2 separate regions of the Homo sapiens genome follow, and region 2 is linked to region 1. Evidence: read pairs that join two places in POLR2A ChIA-PET (ENCODE). Cell type or tissue: A673. All regions are shown on one strand. Links, peaks and the distances in the headings refer to the core of each region. The heading gives the core; the rest is flanking DNA.

The links. ChIA-PET counts read pairs that join two places held together with the same protein. Peaks named below come from ENCODE experiments on the same cell type or tissue, not always from the same donor. Only the 100,000 strongest peaks of a DNase experiment are listed, where the experiment ranks them.
Region 2: POLR2A ChIA-PET joins it to region 1 with 16 read pairs; 2 of 35 experiments call an interaction of 5 or more read pairs at or near these places.

The regions. Positions count from the first base shown.
Region 1 is chr13:46,520,690-46,530,466 of GRCh38, forward strand. No RefSeq gene overlaps it. Among named protein-coding and RNA genes, the nearest start is that of LRCH1, 28 kb to the right of the region's middle. RefSeq lists a silencer at 8,895-9,034. In A673, for the core only: no CTCF peak of the experiment used is centred there; no DNase peak of the experiment used is centred there; H3K27ac peaks cover 447 bases.
Region 2 is chr13:46,593,564-46,603,340 of GRCh38, forward strand. All of the region lies in intron 1 of LRCH1 (leucine rich repeats and calponin homology domain containing 1), which reads left to right. Among named protein-coding and RNA genes, the nearest start is that of LRCH1, 45 kb to the left of the region's middle. RefSeq lists a silencer at 1,824-1,873. In A673, for the core only: no CTCF peak of the experiment used is centred there; DNase peaks (open chromatin) are centred at 5,128 and 7,238; H3K4me3 peaks cover 447 bases; H3K27ac peaks cover 6,363 bases.

The DNA of each region.
Region 1 (9,777 bases), core at 1,117-9,116:
TACAGTAGCATGAAGTGCACTGAGTCATATTTATTTTTAAAATAAATAGCTATAAATGAGCCCCTAGTCTCTCTAAAGAAATGTACTCAACAGGCACAACAAAGAGAGAAGTGCTGCTTTCTTTTCTTTCCTTTTTTTTTTTTTTTTTCTGTTTTGAGACAGTTTCACTCTTGTCGCCCAGGCTGGAGTGCAGTGGCGCGATCTCAGCTCACTGCAACCTCCGCCTCCTGGGTTCAAGTGATTCTCCTGCTCCAGCCTCCTGAGCACCTGGGATTACAGGTGCCCGCCACCACGCCCAGCTAATTTTTTGTATTTTTAGTAGAGATGGGGTTTCACCATGTTGGTCAGGCTGGTCTCAAACTCCTGACCTCAGGTGATCCACCCAACTTGGCCTCCCAATGTGCTGGGATTACAGGCATAAGCTACTCTGCCCAGCCGAGAAGGGCTGTTTTTATATCAGAGGAAAATGGAAAAGTATGATACTCACACAGAGATAATGTCATAAGCTTTAGGCAAGAAAGTAAATCCTATATCCCTCTTTTCCAGGTCAGGGAGCTAAGCAAGGATATTACAGGGCTAGTTATGAGTTTCCAGGCTTTAGGACAGTCCTGTAAACATTTGCTGGATCAACTGCTTTGCCCGACCAGTATGCCTGTTCTGGTCTCATGCCATTTGCAAGATTCACTGACAGCAAGTGCATTTTCCTAAGTGTGAAGAAGAGACATACCTTCCATGCCACACAAAAGAGTGTGGTTTAGGGGAAAACCATGCTATCTTCTGTTAAGAGTTTGGACTTTAGTGTCAGAAAGACCTGAGTTTGAGCACAGCTCTGTTCCTTCTGGTCTGGTTGCAAGTTACTTAAGTTCTCTGCATCTCAGTTTTCTCATAACATCTCAGTTTTCTCATCTATAAAATGAGAGTTAATGTAAGTATCTACTTCATAAGGAGGTTATAAGGATTAAATGAGAGAATTAGTCAGGATAAGATAGGCTCTGCTGCATTAACAAGTGAACCCCAAAATTTCAGCGGCTTAATCTGACAAAAATTTACTTCTTGCTTACGTCACAGTTGAGGGTGGGAGGAAAAGGTGGCTCTCCTCCAAAAGTGATCAAGGACCTGGGCCTCTTCCAAATGGCAATCTAACATCTAAGAGGCTTTTACTTCCTGACGAATGGAGGAGCCACACTGGCTTTTTACTACTTTGGCCTCAAAGTGACTATGTCATTTCTGGTTATAGTCCATCAGAAATAATCACATGCATCAGTCAGTTTACAGAAAAAAAAAAAAAAAAAAAAAAACAACAAAAAACAGATGGCACACTCTAAAGGGCCATCTGTTTGATGGATTAGTTACAAAAGTGTGAGCAGGGTTAAGGGAAGTCACACAGGGTTGTAAGCTACCCCGGGGCTACTAATAGCCTAATACAGGTCCTGAATTTTCAGTACCCGAAGCTCAGGCTGGGGATGAATAAACTAGCCTCTTTTGCCTCCTGTCCTTCTAACTGTTGCCTCCCAGTAGTCATGCTCAACTATGAACCAGTCAGTGGCGCTCAAATGATGTCATCTATGAAAGGTCAGCTTGTGCCAGACCAGGAGGAAAAGTCAATCTGGAAAAGCAAATGGAGCATGCCTAGCAGAGCATGCAAAAGGCTTAGCAATGTGCTCAGCACATAGTTGGTGCTCAAAAAATGAATGTGAAGCCAAGAATATATGAAGAAAAATATTTAAAAGTTATTTGTTTTTATTGAAGTTTTCAGTTAACTTTACCTCTGACAAAGAGAAATTTACATTTGCTAGTGAGAATTTTTCTCTCTCCAGTTCAATAAGGGTTCAGCGTCCAAAGCTGGGTTGCACTTCCCCTTGGCTCAGTGTCCAAAGCTGAGCTGTCTTTCCTTTCTCCTAAAAGATGAGTTTAATAGGAAGAATGGTGTTTTGTTTTATTTTTTTCAAAGTGAGAAACATTGATAGCTCTGCCCCAAATAATTTTATCTGTCTGCCAGCAATTACAACTTCAGTTAGGACTAATGGCACAGTTACATTGATAACTGCTGTTACTGTTTTCATTCTTTAACTTGCCAACAAGATCCTCTGGTCCCTTATCTTGTACTGGGGCCAACCCAACAAGAGCAGGAGAAGTTGAAATCTTGACACTTCAAAGCCCAGGGCATTGTGAACAAGCTCACTAGTTGTTTGTGTTGGGCTTTGCTAAATAATAGGCTGGATTCAGTGCCAGTAAAAAGACACAGCTTTGGAGGATAGTTTTTGGGGTTACAGTCATATATAGTTTCTCATTTTGCACACAAGTGAAATGATCTTTTCCAAGGATCAAATTCATTTCTTGTTTATTTCCCGTAATTGTGTTTTTATGTGAGAAACTCATAGAAACTTTGAATTTGCAGGAAACTTAGAAATCATTTTGTTAAACGACCTCATACACCATCAAACCCTTGGAGGGGTTGAGATTCCACCTCTGCTTGAACCCTTTCAATGACAGGAGGCTCACTCATCGTAATACCAGCAGCACCTTTGCATTTGCTGTGAGCCGCGTATGATACTTTGCTGGCATTATTTCCTTAACCCTCAACAGCCCTCTGAGGTAGCTGCTATTCTTAGTCCCCTTTACAAATCCGGAAAGCAAAGCATAAAAAAGATCCACTTTTTATGCTCAAAGATCCACTGCTAAACTTCACTGAAGCTGGAGTTCAAACCCACCTCTGTTTTTCTCTAAACCTCAAGCTTTTCTCCACTAAGTTTTCCCAGTACCTTTCAAGACAACCCATTCTCACCAAGAACTCTCTGAAACATCCTTTCTGTAGTCTCCCCATAATTTTATTAGTTCATCATTTCAATTTTACATATCAAAAAGTGAGAATATAAGAACTATTAATGATAATTTACATTTGATATCATTTTGCCATTTAAAAAGTATGTCAATAATCTCATTCAAGCTTCTCAGCAGCTCTGAGAGATAATTATGATGCTCTATTTTACCTATTAGAATGCTGAGTTGGCTGGGTGTGGCAGCTCATGCTTATAATTCCAGAACTCTGGGAGGCTGAGGCTGGCAAATCGCTTGCACCCAGGAGTTCGAGACCAGCCTAGGCAACATGGTGAGGCCCCATCTCTACAAAAAATGCAAAAAAATTAGCCAGGCATGGTGATGTATACCTGTAGTCCCAGCTACTATGAAGGCTGAGGTGGGAGGATTGCTTGAGCCTGGGAGGTTGAGGCTACAGTAAGCCATGCTCATGCCACTGCACTCCAGCCTGCAAGACAGAACAAAACTCCATCTCAAAAAAAAAAAAAAAAAAAAAAAGAAAGAAAGAAAGAAAAGAAAAAACATTGCCAAGTTTCAGAGCATTTGCATTTGCTCATGGTCATGTGCAACCTGGTGGTGGAGCCAGGAGCAGAGCTCAGGTCCTTTACATCTTGGTCCCATGCTTTCTACTACACCATGCTGCTGACTCAGTGAATAATGAAAATGCAGCCAAGTGTGAGCTCCTGATGCAGCCTCCTCCCTCAAGTGCCTTTGTCTGAGGAGGTACCCCTCTGACCCTGATTTCCACACTACTTCCTGTCTTATTCCAGTGCACTGTGGTCTCATGAACTGGTGCATTTAGGAGGTTTGGTCTCCCTAATAAGTCTGTTCCATGCCTACTCCTCAGGCCTGCATCCCAGTGAGCAATTCTGTTTCCATCAATTTTACTGCCTGATCTTGGCTCAAACCAGTACTGGCCCTGTGTGGTCAACAGTGTTCTTGGGACTGGATCTTAGGGACAGTGAGCAGATTGGACAGAAGGCAATCTCAGGCCACAGTGGTACAAAAGTGCTTCTATTTAGTCCACAAGATGCCAAACAGCTGCTTCCAAATATCCAGATGTTTGGCATCATGTAAAACAAAACTTTGATTCATTGGCCAAATATCCCTCTGTCATCTAATTGATGAACACATGCTTGCGTGTTTTGGCATCTTGTAGACACTGTGTTTGCTTATAAGTGAATGGATTTAATATTTCGGCTTCTAGAAAGTATCCCACAACAAAAGTTCCCACACTACTTTCCAGTGCATAAATCTTCTTTCCAGGTTGTCTGCAAATATGACAAAGTGAAAAAGTCCCCACATTTTGCAAACTCTTTAATCAGCTAAACACATCTGCATCAAAGGCTATCATGATCTTCTGTTGGGTTATGAGAGAAAAAAGAAAATCTTGGTTTTTCCCTTGTGTAATTGAAGCCAAAGCAATGTGAGCAAGATGTATCTTAACTTCCTTTACACTCTGTTTGGTTTTCTTTTCTTTTCTTTTTTTTTGCTCATTTCTTTCAGATAGAGTCTCATTCTGTAGCACAGGCTCCAGCGCAGGGGCATAATCACAGCTCACTTGCAGCCTTGACCTCCCAGGCTCAAGTGATCCTCCCATTTCAGCCTCCTAAATAGCTGGGACTACAGGCATGTGCCACCACACCCAGCTAATTTTTTTTTTTTTTTTTTTTTTTTGTAGAGACAGGGTTTTCCATGTTGCCCAGGCTGATGTCTTTGGTTTTCTATCCTGTGTTTTACATAGAATATTCAATGAAAAGTATTTCACTAAAGTTTTTCCTAATTGTTTTTTTCTTCATACCCAGCTACCTAGAAACACATTTTCCAGATAATTAGCAAGGAGTACAGACAGTCCCCGACTTTTGATGGCTTGACTTATGGTTTTTCAACTTTGCAATGATGCAAAAGTGACATGCATTAAGTAGAAACATACTTCAGGCACTCATACACCATTCTGTTTTTCATTTAAGTATAGTATTCATTAAATTATATGAGATATCCAACACTTTATTATAAAATAGGCTTTGTGTTAGATGATTTTGCCCAACTGTGGGGTAACCCAAGTGTTCTGATCAGGTTTAAGGTAAGCTAGGCTAAGCTATGATATTCTATAGGTTAGATGTATTAAATGCATTTTCAGTTTAACTATATATTCAACTTACAATGGGTTTATCAGGACATAATCTCATCATAAGCTGAGGAGCATCTGTACTCAAAGTGTTCTCCAATGAACAGGATCTTAAAGCTTTCTCTCCAGGGGAGGTGATAGTTTTTTCCTCCTTGTTTGATCCTAGATACACCCTAAGCTTCTTTACTTCCTTTTGCACATATCAACCCACTGCTACTCAAATTACTAACGGTATTTATCCTGTAGTAAGCTGTCAGTACATTTGTCAGGCTCTGTGTTAAGTGCTTTAAACACATGGCATTCGATTCTCCCAAGAAGCCTATGGGGCATGAGGATTTTGGTGTGCGTGATTTTGTGTGCACTCATACTGCCTGAGTGTTAATTTGGAGTTGAGGGAATTGCAGCATAGAAAGGGGCACCTGCACCTGCTTGCTGAGGGCACACAGCTACAGGGCATTAGGGCTGTATTGCCTTAGAACCCGTGCACATGACCCCTCATTCTCTGCCTGCCACCTCTTTGCTTTCAAAGTAATCATCCTCACACATAGCACAGACTCCACTAGCCCAGATCATGAGGCCCATCCCAGGATGGTCCTTCCTGTCTTTGTGCTTCCTATTCCCTGCCATGAATCTTGTGATTCAACTCTGCAGACTGTAAGGCACACCCCCAAACACCACACTCTTTTACTTCTCCCTTCCCTGGCACATCCTCCTCTCCTTACAGGGACCGTTGTATATGCCAGACTCATAGTCTACACATCCAGCGTCTTCCCATGGGAAAATTCCCCCTCAGCCAGCAGGAACCCCTCAAAAGTTCACTCCTCCCTGAAGTCCACCTGACCTCTCACTCACTCCTGTCTTTCATAACTGTGCTTTCCTTGGTTACAGTACCTAACACATTTATCATCCTCAGAGGGCTGCGCATGTGCTTTGAAATAATTCATTTGCTTGTCTGGCTCTCTCACCAGCCTGCGAGCTTCCTGAGAAAGGGATGATTTCATCCGTGTCTCCAGGGCATGGCACAAGAGCCTCTCAATAGGTGTTTGGTGTTTATTGGATAAATGATAAATTAAATGTTCACAGGTTACGGTCACATGTGAGCAATTACTAACATTTATTTGATAATTCCACAGCCTTTGAAATGTCCTAAATTTGTGCCTTTGCAGGTTTCTTAGGACAGGTTCAATTCTCATCTTCACAATTCACTGGGTGCAGAGTTTCTGCTTTTGTGTTCTCTATGGACTGTGAAATTGCCCTTTAATGAGTGAGAGGGAAAGAGAAAGCATTTTATCTCTGTGTCTCAATTACAAAGTCTCGGGAAAGGTCTCAGTTGACTCAATTCTGACACGAGAAAGATCACCACCAGTGATCACATTATTTTAACATGGCTGCCTTCATAATAACTATGTCATTGGGAGGAAGAGGCAATTCCATTATATGAGGGTGGGGCTGCTGAGGAACGAAACAACAGATGTCTGCTTAGGCCACTAATATCAAGCAGTGGAAAACAATCCTATTACTGGGGTTAACAAAACCTCTCTTATACAGTCACCCTTCTCAATAACCTAGAGATTTTAATAAGGACCTCTTAAAGACCAAAAGGTCACCAAAACTCAGAGACATGCCTTTTAAAGGGAGGAATTACAGACCGTGATGGATGAGATATTTGCAGGCATAAAAGCCTTCTACAGATTCTTCAAATTAACCCAAGTCGATACCTGTGCAGTTCCTTTACTCATAAAGCCAGAGAGCCCTGCTTATTGACACAGACACTTGAGTCACTGGTAGCAGTTACTGGGCAGTTAGCTTCTAAAAGTCAAAGTCTGTCAGCACCAACATATGCAAAGCCAGTGGAATCTAGAAGCACTGGAAACACTGGGCTCAGGTCATCATGCTGTGGCTTGCTTACTGTCTCTGAGCCTCTCTTTCCTCAACTGTAAATAGGGGGAAAAACCCAAAGCTATCTTCACTGAGTTGCCAGAATCACATGAAATAAAGTAAGGAAAGCCTAAAGTTATACAAATGTTATTTACACTTTCTATTTTATGGGGAATAAGGAACATAATTGATGTACTTATTTAGAAGGAAATGGTAAATAAGTTGTATATACTGTAGATCTCCCTTATCCATGGGAGATATGTTCCAGGATTCCCAATGAATGCTTGAAACCACAGATAGTACCAAACCCTATAGATATTAGGTTTACTCCTACACATACAAACATGTAACAAAGTTTAATTTATAAATTATGCATAGTAAGAGATTAACAAAAACAGTAATAAAATAGAATAATTAAAACAATATATTAGGTTGGTGCAAATGTAATCGTGGCTTTTGCCATTACTTTCAATGGCAAAAACCATGATTACATTTGCACCAACCTAATACTATAATCAAAGTTATGTGAATGTGGGCTCTGTCTTTCTCTCAGAATATCTTATTGTACTTTACTCACCTATTTTGGGGCAGTGGTTGGCAGCAGGTAACTGAAGCTGCAGAAAGCAAACCCATGGGTAAGGAGGGATGACTGTAACTACTTATATTTTGGCATTGCATTTTTTGCACTAATTAAAATGAAAATGATCAACAAAAACACTATGGGGAAATATCTGTGATACAGGTTAAATGTACTAATAATATTAAGTAGTAACAGTACTAACACTAATATAATTAAGAAGAATATTAATAAGTTATGCTTATACTATAATTTCATAAGCAGTATGTATGCATATGCAAAAGAACTAGAAGGGGATTCAAACAAAATCAATTTGGTTGTTTGGAGGAGGTGGGATTGGGTGAAATACTTTTGCTTCTAGTTTAACTTCTGTAAATGTTGTTTGTGATTAAAATCATAATTTTAGGCCAGGCATGGTGGCTCATGCCTGTAATCCCTGCACTTTGGGAGACTGAGGAGGGCAGATCACCTGAGGTGAGGAGTTTGAGACCAGCCTGGCAAACATGGTGAAACCCCATGTCTACTGAAAAAAAAAAAAAAAAAAAAAAAAAAAATTAGCCAGGCGTGGTGGTGTGCACCTGTAATCTCAGCTACTCGGGAGGCTGAGGCAGGAGAATCACTTGAACCTGGGAGGCGGAGGTTGCAGTGAACTGAGATCATGCCATTGCACTCCAGCCTGGGTGACAGAGCGAAACCCTGTCTCAAATAAAAAAATAAATAAAAAGAAGGAAAGAAATCACATTTTCGGCCTCATCATAGGAGTTCTTCTCCTAGATGATCTGTGGTGGCTGTGGGATCCTTGGCACTTTGCCTGAGTCCTAAGGAATTCTGTTAGTCTTCATGGGGTCCTGGGCCCAGTGAACACAACTGAAAGTGGAATTGCCTGAGTGTGGAATTGAATTAAGAGGTACTGCATCTTTGTTTAACAGGTAGGGCACGTGAGGGTCATATCAAATTGGCATAATTCCCATTTTTTCCCCTGCCCACCTTCTATTTGCCCTTCTTCTGGGATCTGTAAATCCTCTTCTGCAGGACCACCTCCCCTGCTTCTCAATGTGTTCCCAGTGGATTTGAGTTGGAGCAAAGGATGGCTTAAGTCAATCAGTGTATCTCTCAAGAGCTATGAAAAGTCTGAGATGTTACCCTCCTTGCAAGATAACAATTTGGCCTGCCACCATTTCAGGGATGCTGACAGATGTTGTAAGACTCACTGACAGAGACAAACACACAAAATGTAGCATAGCAAAAGTAGGAGCCAAAACGTTAGTATATTTGTGCTAGTTCCTCAAGCTCCAATTCCACTGGCTGACACAGAGGATCAGATGGCATCTGCTCATACCGTGGGATGTGTTGCAGGAGGGAACTCAGGGTTGAGGACTCAGTGCATTTTGAGCAAGCAGAGAATATTTCAGCCAGCAATAAATAAGGCAGTCTCCCCTCCTCCCCAACCCCCACACCATGCAGGCTGCAGTCCAGTTGTTGCCTTGATCTGCTCAATTGCCTATGTGAGGAGCTACAGAGCTCCTCAGTATCAAGAGGGGGATAGGACCTGCAGTCTGGCACACCCAGCAGGTGCTTGCAAGGTGCTCAGGGCCACACGTTTTCAACAGTATCACATGTGACTCAATCAGAACTACTGAGATAAAATGAAACCTTTTGCTTCAGGTGAGGGCATCTTATTTCCCTGAATGAGAATCTAGACGATTCATGTTGTGACCAACAGAGAAAAGCCTGTGCAAGAATGGAGTCAACCCAAAGAAAGCAGAATTGAGAAATGGAGAGAGCAGGAAAATGGATTCAGTGTCATCATCTGAACCACTGTATGAAGCCAGGGGTAAAACTAAGCCACCCACCTCCAGAATATCCACTTATGGGAGGTAGTTTGTCACTTGTCACCAATAGAGTCTCACTGAACACAAATATCAATGTAAACCAGTAATAGTCAAGGTTCTCCAGGGAAACAGAACCAATAGGATTTGTATATGTCTCTGTCCATATCTATATCTATAGATAAACAGAGATAGATTTGTCATAAGAAATCAGTTCACATGATTGTGGAGGCTGACAAGATGTGCATTCGGCAAGCTGGAGACCCAGGAGAGCTGATGGTGTAGTTCCAGTCTGAGTCTGAAGGCCTGAGAACCAGGAGGGCTGATCATGTAGTTCCAGTCTGAAGGCCAGCAGCCCCAAGACAGAGGAAGAGCTGATGTTCCCATTTGAGTCTCAAGGCAGGAAAATACTGATGTCGCAGCTCAAGACAGTTAGGCAGGAGGAAATTCTCTCTTACCCAAGGGAGAATCAGCCTTTCTGTTTCATCAGATTTTCAACAGCTTGTACAAAGCCCACCCACATTATGAGGGCAATATACTGTACTTAG
Region 2 (9,777 bases), core at 1,096-9,095, 73 kb after region 1:
GTGAGGATATGTTTTGAGTAAATTTGTTCTGTGTGTTGGCGAGAGTGGCTGCCTAGTTAACCGTGGGCAGGTCTGTGAGTTTGCGGCATGCCCCTTCGTTCCAGCTGCTTGCTGATAGGCTGGCCCAGGCGGGATCCATCCTTCTGATCGCCAGGTCCTGATGAGGCTGGTGCCACCACTACATCCATTCCAGGGAGACTCCCAATCTCTGTCAGTTTCTTCTGCTTTTCTGAATTCTAAACTCACTCTGATCTGATTTCATTATTTGTCTGTTGTGGTAGCTTTGGTGAAGTTGGACCACAAATAATGATATAGAAGAAAAAATGAACTTTTTTTCTTCTTTCCTGTGTCCTTTTATCAGGTATCATTTCCTCTATAAAACTAATTTTAAGTTGATAGAGTCTTAGGTCTATAGCCACTGTTGAATGCACCTAATCAGGCCATCTCCTTGAACTAGAGAATGTTTGCATCATAGGATAGATACCAGGTTCCCTGAGAGGTGGGTACCAGGTGCCTGGGAAGTGAAGTAACTTGCCAAGAACAGAGAGCCAGGGAGTGACATTGCAGGCATTTAAGCCTAGGCAGTCTGAGTCCCGAAAACAAGTCAAGACATTTATTGTCTTTCCATTTCTTACCCATGTTCTTACTGTTTTGCCTGGACTCCTCTTTTAATCTCAGTGAAAAAAAAAAAAAAAGTACATATTTAACAACTGAAGAAAATAAACAGAGACTGTAGTAAATTTCCAAGCTAATAGCAAGTTATGTAAAAAATACTACTTGCTGATGAGGTTTGTAAGAACCTCCTAGAACCTTATAGAACAAGTGTGGAATACTTGTTTTCTGCTAAGGGCTATTGACCCCAAGAAAATTCAATGAAGCGATCTTTGCAAAATAGTAAATGATTTTTCTTTGTCTCCCTGCAGAAGCAAAGAGGCTTAGACCTCTAGCCACTGTTGAATGCACCAAATCAGGCCACCTCCTTGAGCTACACAGAATGTTTGCATTATAGGATAGGTGCCAAGTGCCCTGGAAGGTTGGTGGAGAGAGAGATGACTTCCAGCTGAGATTGTACAGTAGAATTTAATATTTAAAGTTTCTCGATTTGACGGGGCTGAATTAGTTCATATGAGTTCATAAGTAGGAACTGCTTCGCTTAATTTTGGTGAATAAAATATCCTGGCTGCAAAATACAAAAAAGAAAGTCACCCTCATTTTCAAATGTATGGTTAGTGCTTTCCATAGAAAACATATGGCTAAATGTGTGTGTTTTTTTAATTTAGCTCTGAAATGTGAAGACTGTAATAAGATCTAGTAACAAGAGCGCAGTTTAGAAAAACCTGATTGACTCTAGTTTATGTAACTATACAGGCTATATAAAGAAAGTCTCATAAATGAACTTCATCTAAAGAGTGTGGCAGCTATAACCTTCTCCAACTTTCAGGCTCTGGGTGTTCTCCTAGCTTCTTCTGAGTTTATAGTCTTTATGTAATTATTAATACCATGATGATCATTCTGGGGTTTGCTTTTTGCCCTGGTCACTTTAGGTTTAATTTTATTCCATTCCTGGTCATTTATAGTTTTGTTCTGTCATCTCCCCATACCCATCGAGAACCCTATTCTCCTGTGGCAGACTTTAATGAATGTAACCGCAGATTATGTGTTTTCTTTCTTTGGTGAACTTAGAGGATGCATAGGCCAGGTGCCAAGTGTTAGAAGAAACCATACCTTTCCTGATGGTGCTGCATGGCTAGCCTACCCCGACCATGCAGTAAGTGACTTCCTCACCGCTGATGTGGCAGACCTGCTCTGCATCTCCACAGGGTTTCTGGGTTCTTTTCCAGGCTGTTTCCATATTGCACACTCAGACTGGGTAGGAAAGCAGGCAGGGCACAGTTTTATATGTACGTCAGCATTTTCACTTGGTGATGGATATAAGCTAACTTTTGTAGCTCTCCTAGGTTTATTACTGACATCTGTTCCCCCCTGAGCATATCCAGCTGGGGCTGAAGCCACATCTGCACTTTAAACTTCCATCTACCTTTATGTTTTCAATGTAATTTTAGATTTCATTTGTTTTTAATTGTGAACTCAGAAGAGATGAGTTCCAGCTATGACTCAGTGTGAGTTCCTATGTCATAATTCTACATTTCTGGAGTGCTTACACCTGACAGGAATAAACTCAAGGAAACAAAAAGAACAGGAAAGGCCTTAGGCACATACTGGTTGTTCTAGATGTGGAGTTCTGCTGGCAACTGCCACAGAGTGAAATTGGCCACATGGAATCCAAAGCACGGCCTCACATTGTTTTTTTTTTTTTGAATATTTTATGTAAGACAGGGATGTTAAAGGTAGAGGAAGTAATTAAGAATGGCAGCTATGTCTTTAAAATTAAACACATCGGTCATAACTTTAATGAAGGTGTAAAAGTGTTTTTAGTTTTAAACAGGCAAAAAGGCTTTTAAATACAAGTAACCAGTTTTGAGACTTTAAAAAGCAGAAGTTTTTCATGCCAGTGCTTCCTATTTTAGTTTCAAAGGAAAGGAGGAGGAGCTGAGGTTTGGATGGTTATCATAGATGAGGGAGTTGACATGATCAAAAATGTTTTTTTCCCTGGGAACACATCTTGAGTGCTTATCTCTTCTAATAGATAAAGGGCTGGTGAATTTTGAATGTTTCCTGCAGCTCTGAAGAAACACTGTGATCCTAATGAACACCGAGGAAAGCTTGTATTGCAGCCCTAAATATTACCTGCTTCAAGGAGGCAGCATGTTTTGGTACAGTCTGATCATGACTATAAATCAAAGCATCTTTACTTCTCCAGGGAGATAAAAAAAATCATGTGTTACTTTATAAGGATCTTGTAGTTGCAGTATGTCTGTCAGATGTTTCCATTTTTATGATTTAAGACACTTGGTGCTGCTATGAATAGCAAATTGGAAAAATTGGGCATTTTTTAAATTTTGAATTTTATCTTAGCATATATCTGGAAATGAAATAGCGATCTTGGAACAGAGACATCTTTGTTAGAATATGAAAGAATGTCAGTGAATTCTAACTTGAAGCTACATTGAGATGACATGTTAAAGGCATGAATAGACAAAGGGAATGATTTTCAGGAAGTGCCTTCTGGAGACTGTGGGAAATCCCGTCATGGGTAGAGGAACAGCTTGCGATTGGATCAAAGTCACGCAAAGTTACGCAGGTGGTAGATGCTGGTAGTCAACATGGCTAGGTCCATGGCAATCGATCATTTGCCCAGCATTTTGCCTGCTGAATTTGGGGGAGTGAAGAGGACATTTTCACCACCCCAGGAAGATAGTAACTAGTGCTCTATGTATGTAGCTCAGAGCCCTTGAATTTTCAAGTGACCTTTTAAAAGTTTCCCCCAGAAAGGTTTGAATAGACTTCCTATCTATTACTCTAAGTTTAGGTCTAAGAAAATTCCCAAATGGGTTAATACAGTCGATCCTCAATCTTTGAGAATTCTGTATCTGTGAAATTGGCCTACTTGCTAAAATGTATTTGTAAGCCCCAAATCCATCCGTGAGGACTCTTTGTGGTCATTGGTGGATATGTACAGAGCAGCAAAAAAATTTGAGTAGCTCAAGGTACACGTACCCGGTGGAGGTTGAACAAGGTGACACTCTGCCTTCTTGCCTCAGTTCTCATACTGTAAACGAGTGTCCTGGATGCAGACAATTCAGTGCCATGTCTTCTGCATTTTTGGGCTTTTTCTTGGTGATTTCACTGTTTAAAATGGCTCCCCAAATATAGGGCTAAAGAACTGTCCAGTAGGACTTTTTTTTTTTTTAGATGGAGTCTTACTCTTGTCGCCCAGGCTGGAGTGCAGTGGCTTGATCTTGGCTCACTGCAACTTCCGCCTCCCGGGTTCAAGCAATTCTCCTGCCTCAGCCTCTCAAGTAGCTGGGGTTACAGGCATCAGCCACCACGCCCGGCTAATTTTTATATTTTTAGTAGAGACAGGGTTTCACCATGTCGAACAGGCTGGACTTGAACTCCTGACCTCAGGTGATCCACCAGCCTTGGCCTCCCAAAGTGCTGGGATTACAGGCGTGAACCACCGCGCCTGGCCCTGTCCAGTGTTTTTAAGTGCAAGAAGGCTGTGATGTGCCTTATAGGGAAAAATACATGTGTTAGCTAAGCTTTCTTCAGGCATGGGCTTTAGTGCTGTTGGCTGTGAGTTTAGTGTCAATGAACCAACAACTTAGATCAAATAAGCCATTTTTTTTTTAAAAAACAGAAACACACATAAAATGACGTTATAAGTTGGTTGATGAAAATTTTGTGACCAGAGGCTTGCAGGAACCTAACCCTGTGTTTCCCCCAGAAGCTAAGGATTAGTATTTCCTATGGCGGTGTTCAAGGCAACTTCATAGACAGAACTACCATCATGAATAACAAGGATCACTGTGTGGGCTGAGTGCGGTGGCTCATGCCTGTAATCCCAGCACTTTGGGAGGCCGAGGCAGGCAGATCACCTGAGGTAAGGAGTTCAAGACTAGCCTGGCCAACATGATGAAACCCTGTCTCTACTAAAAATACAAAAATTAGCCGGTCAAGGTGGCGGGCACCCAATAAAATGACAATAGAGTTTAAACTCCATGGTTTCTGAGGCATTTTCTGAGTAAATTGGCATACAGCGTATGTACTCTTTCCTCTAGAAGTTCCAGAAACAACACTATTTCTTTATGTGCAAAATGGCCTCTTTTGAGCAGCCCTGGGGCAGTTTTGTCTGGCCCTCTTGCAGCCAGGGTGCCCCAGTTTAGTGTACAATTGGTATAAAAATAGGCAACACAGGAACTTGCTTGTCTCGGGGGAAAAGACGCTTGCAGATTTATAGAAATTTTACATTTGTATGCATGATATTCTGTAGGTTCAAGAAAAAACAATTCAATTTCAAGATAACATTCTACAGGGTAAATAAAATTTAATTTCAATAAATTTAAGGGGAAAAGTTGTCCATCTTTCTATACTTTCTGTAACTTTTGTAGTTTCACCACTAACAACAACAAAAAAAAAAGAACACAAACAAAATAGCCTTGCTCTGGGTTTTGAGGAAATGGTTTTGCAAGGCTATTTGGTTAGACAATGAATTAGAGTCAGAACTTCCGGGATGGGCTTTCGGTAAGGGAAATGCTTAGGCTGCTGCAAAGCCTGGATTCAACTTACACAGGATCCTTGAGAAGTTGTTCTTCGCATCCAGAACCATGGGCAATGCTCTATGGTATAAAAACCCCGAAGGTAAACACTGTCTGATATATATTTTTTATAATTGCAAAATACACATAAACTTACCATCTTGACTGTTTTTAAGTGTGCAGTTACATATTCACATTGTCGCACAGTCTCCAGAGCTCTTTTCATCTTGCAAAACTGAAACTCTGTACCATTAAATGACTCTTCATCTCCCTCTCTCCAGCTCAGCCCCTGGAAACCACCATTCTGTTTTCCATCTCTATGAATTTGACTACCCTAGGTACCTTATATAAATAGAAGCATAGAGTATTTGTCTTTTTAGTATTGGCTGATTTTACTTAGCATTATATAATGTCCTTAAGGTCCATCCATACTGTAGCAGGTGTCAGAATTTCCTTCCTTCTTAAGGCTGATTAATATTTAATTGCATGTATACACCACATTTTGTTTATCCATTCTTCTGTCAATGAACATTTGGGTTGCTTCCACAATTTGACTATTGTGAATAATGCTGCCATGAACGTGGGTTTGCAAATATCTCTTTGAGACCCTGTTTTCAATTTTTTTTTGTTGTTGTATACTCAGAAGTAGAATTGCTGGATCAGACGGTAACTTTATTTTTAATTTTTTTGAGGATCTGCCATAATGTTTTCCATGGTGGTTCCACCATTTTACATTCCCACCCACAGTACACAGGGGTTCCAGTTTCTCCACATCCTTGCCAACATTTGTTACTTTCATTTTTTTTGGTAGCTGACTGATAATTATGACTAAATAATATTGTTGAAGAACTATTACAATGTCAAGAAATTTTGGCCATCAGTGATAGTCTTATGATTAAACTTAGTAGTATTTTATTATTAAACTTAGTAGCATTTATTAGTAGTAGTTTTATTTCAGAAATATTTGCATTTTCCATGTTTCTAGCCCCTCAATTATGTAGGTAGAAACAAATAATATAGAATCAATTTACCTTATGTTACCTTAGAACTGTGGCCACAGCCTAGTAGGTGCTCAGTTCATTTTTGTTAAATGAATGAATCAATGACCATGAAGACAGTTCAGGTTATTTGTTATGGAGATACGTAATGGGATTGGAAAACATGTAGGGTAAATGTATTAGCCCTCTCCTGTGTTAACTCTTTAGCCCTTTCAAAACTAAAGGTATTTGGCCATGTGCGGTGGCTCACGCCACCGATCTTAATTTTTTTATTTTAAAAATAGCTTACTTAAAAAATAGCTTTGTTGTATTAAAAAATAGCACCCAGCTAATTTTTGTATTTTCAGTAGAGACAGGGTTTCACCATGTTGGCCAGGCTGGTCTTGAACTCCTGGCCTCAGGTGATCCACCCGCCTCAGGCCTCCCATAGTGCTGGGATTACAGGCGTGAGCCACCACACCCGGCCAGGCTTTTTAACATAGTAACATAAACATTTTTATTCTCACAATGTCTTTATGGTTTGGGAATGGTGGCTTCCTGTCTTTCAGAGTCTGGTGTTATTTGTTTTTTTGGTGTGTGCCTTGCAGACACCTGCACTTGAAATCTTTCAGGTATTTTGCAGTCGTTTTCTCAGATGGCTGGATTATTTCAAGCCAAGAATAACAGAGTTAGGGTCAAGACTGTGAACCGTATGGTCAGTCCTTCTAAGGAAGTATTTATTTTTATTCACTTTTGTTTGCCTTTCCTTGGGTCATGGTCCTAATTGCTGTTCCCTTTGGCTGCAGTTATTCAAAACTGAATTTACTGCTGAGCCTAAGACAGTGTTTTTCAAACTTTTAAAATTAAGACACCCAGTAAGAAATATGTTTTACAGTTTTTTTACATCCTGACCAGATTTACACACACACACACACACACACACACACACACACACAGAACCTGAAGTATTTGTTGCAAGTTGCAGATGTTTACAGTTACTGCTAAGGATATGTGTTTCCATTTAATTTACATAAAATACTGTTCATTGAATTGATTTTATGACTCACATTATTTCATCATGCAGTTTAACAAATACTGAGCACTGGTGTCACAGAACTTTGTCGTTCATGCTCTTTAGCAACAGTCAGCTTTTCTGCTCATGACTGATGGCCTATTGCTATGATTCTGTTAGCGCTTTAAAGCAATTTGATTGTCAAAGTCATGTTAGCTCTGGTTGTGTATTCAGTTACTCAGTTTCACCTTTACAGGCAGCTGCTCCTTGGGAAATGGGGCTTGCTGAGCAGGTTGAATGTTCCATAGAATCAGATCTATACTTTGGGGAACTCAGCAGTATGGGAATCACAAGCCAACCCACCCTATCCGTTAAAGGGCTCAGGCCCATTGGTCTCCATTGTCACTTAGACTAGCACAACATCACCTACCTCATGGATGCTTTGAGGGCAGGGCCGGTTTTGTTTTTCTTTTTATTCCTCAGAGCCCGCAGCATGATTCCTTGTGTGGAGAATATGCATCAGCCTTGGCTCTGGTCCTCTCTTCACTGTCCCTCTTCTCCTCCCTACAGAAAACAGCAAAGCATGTATAGAAAGAGATGTGCAGACTGTGTGGAATGACCTGAGGGGTAACTTGCTTAGAGGGTAGAGACTGTTGTGTGTAAAAACTTATGTTTGAGGCAAATTGCAGGAAAAAGTTCTTTAAATGAAGGAAAGATAAGATTATAAGTTTTTTAAAAAGTTGTCTTAATGAATAGAGGAGAATGACTAGTCATTATTTCATAGATCATAGGTACATAGGTGATTTTAAAGGTTGAGTGACTGGTCCCTTGAGGTTAGTTCAATGTCCTCTTGTAATCTGAATTTTTTCATCAAATTCTTTTAAATCCAGGTGGGGCTCAGCTCCCTCTGAAGTATCACAAAACCCTAAATGAATTAGGTTAATAAGACTAATTATATTTCCATAGCAATGTTTAAGTGGCCTGCTGCCCAATCACCTTCCAAGCCCTGCTCTGTTGGGTTTCTTTTTACCCAGTCATGATCACGTAGGACCAGGCTGTTTTTCGTAGGGGGTTATGGAGTCGCAATGCCTGGGGTGTTAGGAATATAGGCTGGGCTTGTATCATAGTACCCACGCCGCTGCCTAACTCTTGATATCCAGTGACTGAGTTGGACTTTGTAGCTGCTTTCTCTTTATTAGGAGAAAAGAGCTTGTTTAATAAACCTAAGAATTAATAGCCTGTGTTCAGTAGTTGGATTTGTAACCTGAATGTTTTTATGTCTACTGACTTGCAACGTTGTCATATAAATTAAAGATCATAGATCCAGCTATGGTTTAAAGGTGACTTCCAGGACATGGATTTGAAAGATCAGAATTTGAATCTCATCTCTTTCCATTCTAGCTTGGTAACCTTGAGGAAACCACTTAACTTCTCTAAGCCTCAAAGGTGTCAAGTAGATTAATGCAACTATGTATAGCTGACCCTGAGGAATTTTTGGTTCCGCTAGAATAAAGCTTGAATTTTTGGACATTAGAAGGATCTTTGAAGATGATGTAGCTTCGTTGTGTAACTGAAGACCAGAGAAATTTAAGTGAGTTTCCTGGAATAGTTTATGCCTCTGCTTCCTGTGTCATGATTACCACCCAGAACACGTGCTTAATTGGGGACAGGTAATCCATTCAGGGTGAAGAACATGGCTTTTGGGTCAGTCTGCAGTGGATCTAAATCAGCCCCCTGCTGTTTACTGTGTCTGTAGTCTAGAAAAAGCTATTTAACTTCTTGCAGATTTAGCCTAACTATGAAATTAAATTGGGGATTTAAAAAAACTCATAGGGACGTGGTGAGGCTTGACTGAGATAAATTTATGCAAAGCTCTTAGCACAATGGCTAGTACCCAGAAAGTGCTCAACATTATTATTATTTCCTAATTGAAGGGCATTGATGATTTAAAATAAAATGGAGGCTGGGTACAGGCTCATGTCTGTAATCCCTACACTTTGGGAGGCCGAGTTGGGTGGAACACTTGAGCCCAGGACTTTGAGACTAGATTGGGCAACATGGTAAAACTCCATCTCTATAAAAAATACACAAATTAGCTGACTGCGGTGGTGCCTGTAGCCCCAGCTACTGAAGAGGCTGAGGTGGGAGGATGGATTGAGCCCCGGAGGTCAGTGCTGCAGTGAACCATGATTGTGCCACTGTGCTCCAGCCTGGGCAACAGAGCAAGACCCGGTCAACAAATACATACATGCATACATACATGCATGCATACATACATACATACATACATACATGTAAATAATTAAATAACTCATTTCTTGTCAGATAAATGGCTGTATCTTTATAATAAGATATCTGTATCCTGTGACTTCATCCTGTAAATAATTTTGTGCCTCTTGTGCTTTCTATGATCTAGGGAGGAGAAAGCTAATTCTTCTTCATTTTATGCACGGAGCAGAGACACGGAGAGCCTCTAATTTATTTCTTCTTGGTGTGGCCCTGTTTTCTGAGCATGGGTGTGTCTGATCCCTGGGGAGAGCAGAGCCACACTGTGGATCTGAGGTGCTGGGAAGCCATCCAGTTTCCTCCTCCTGACCCTGACTCAAGTCTTCCCTGAAATCTCTGTCAG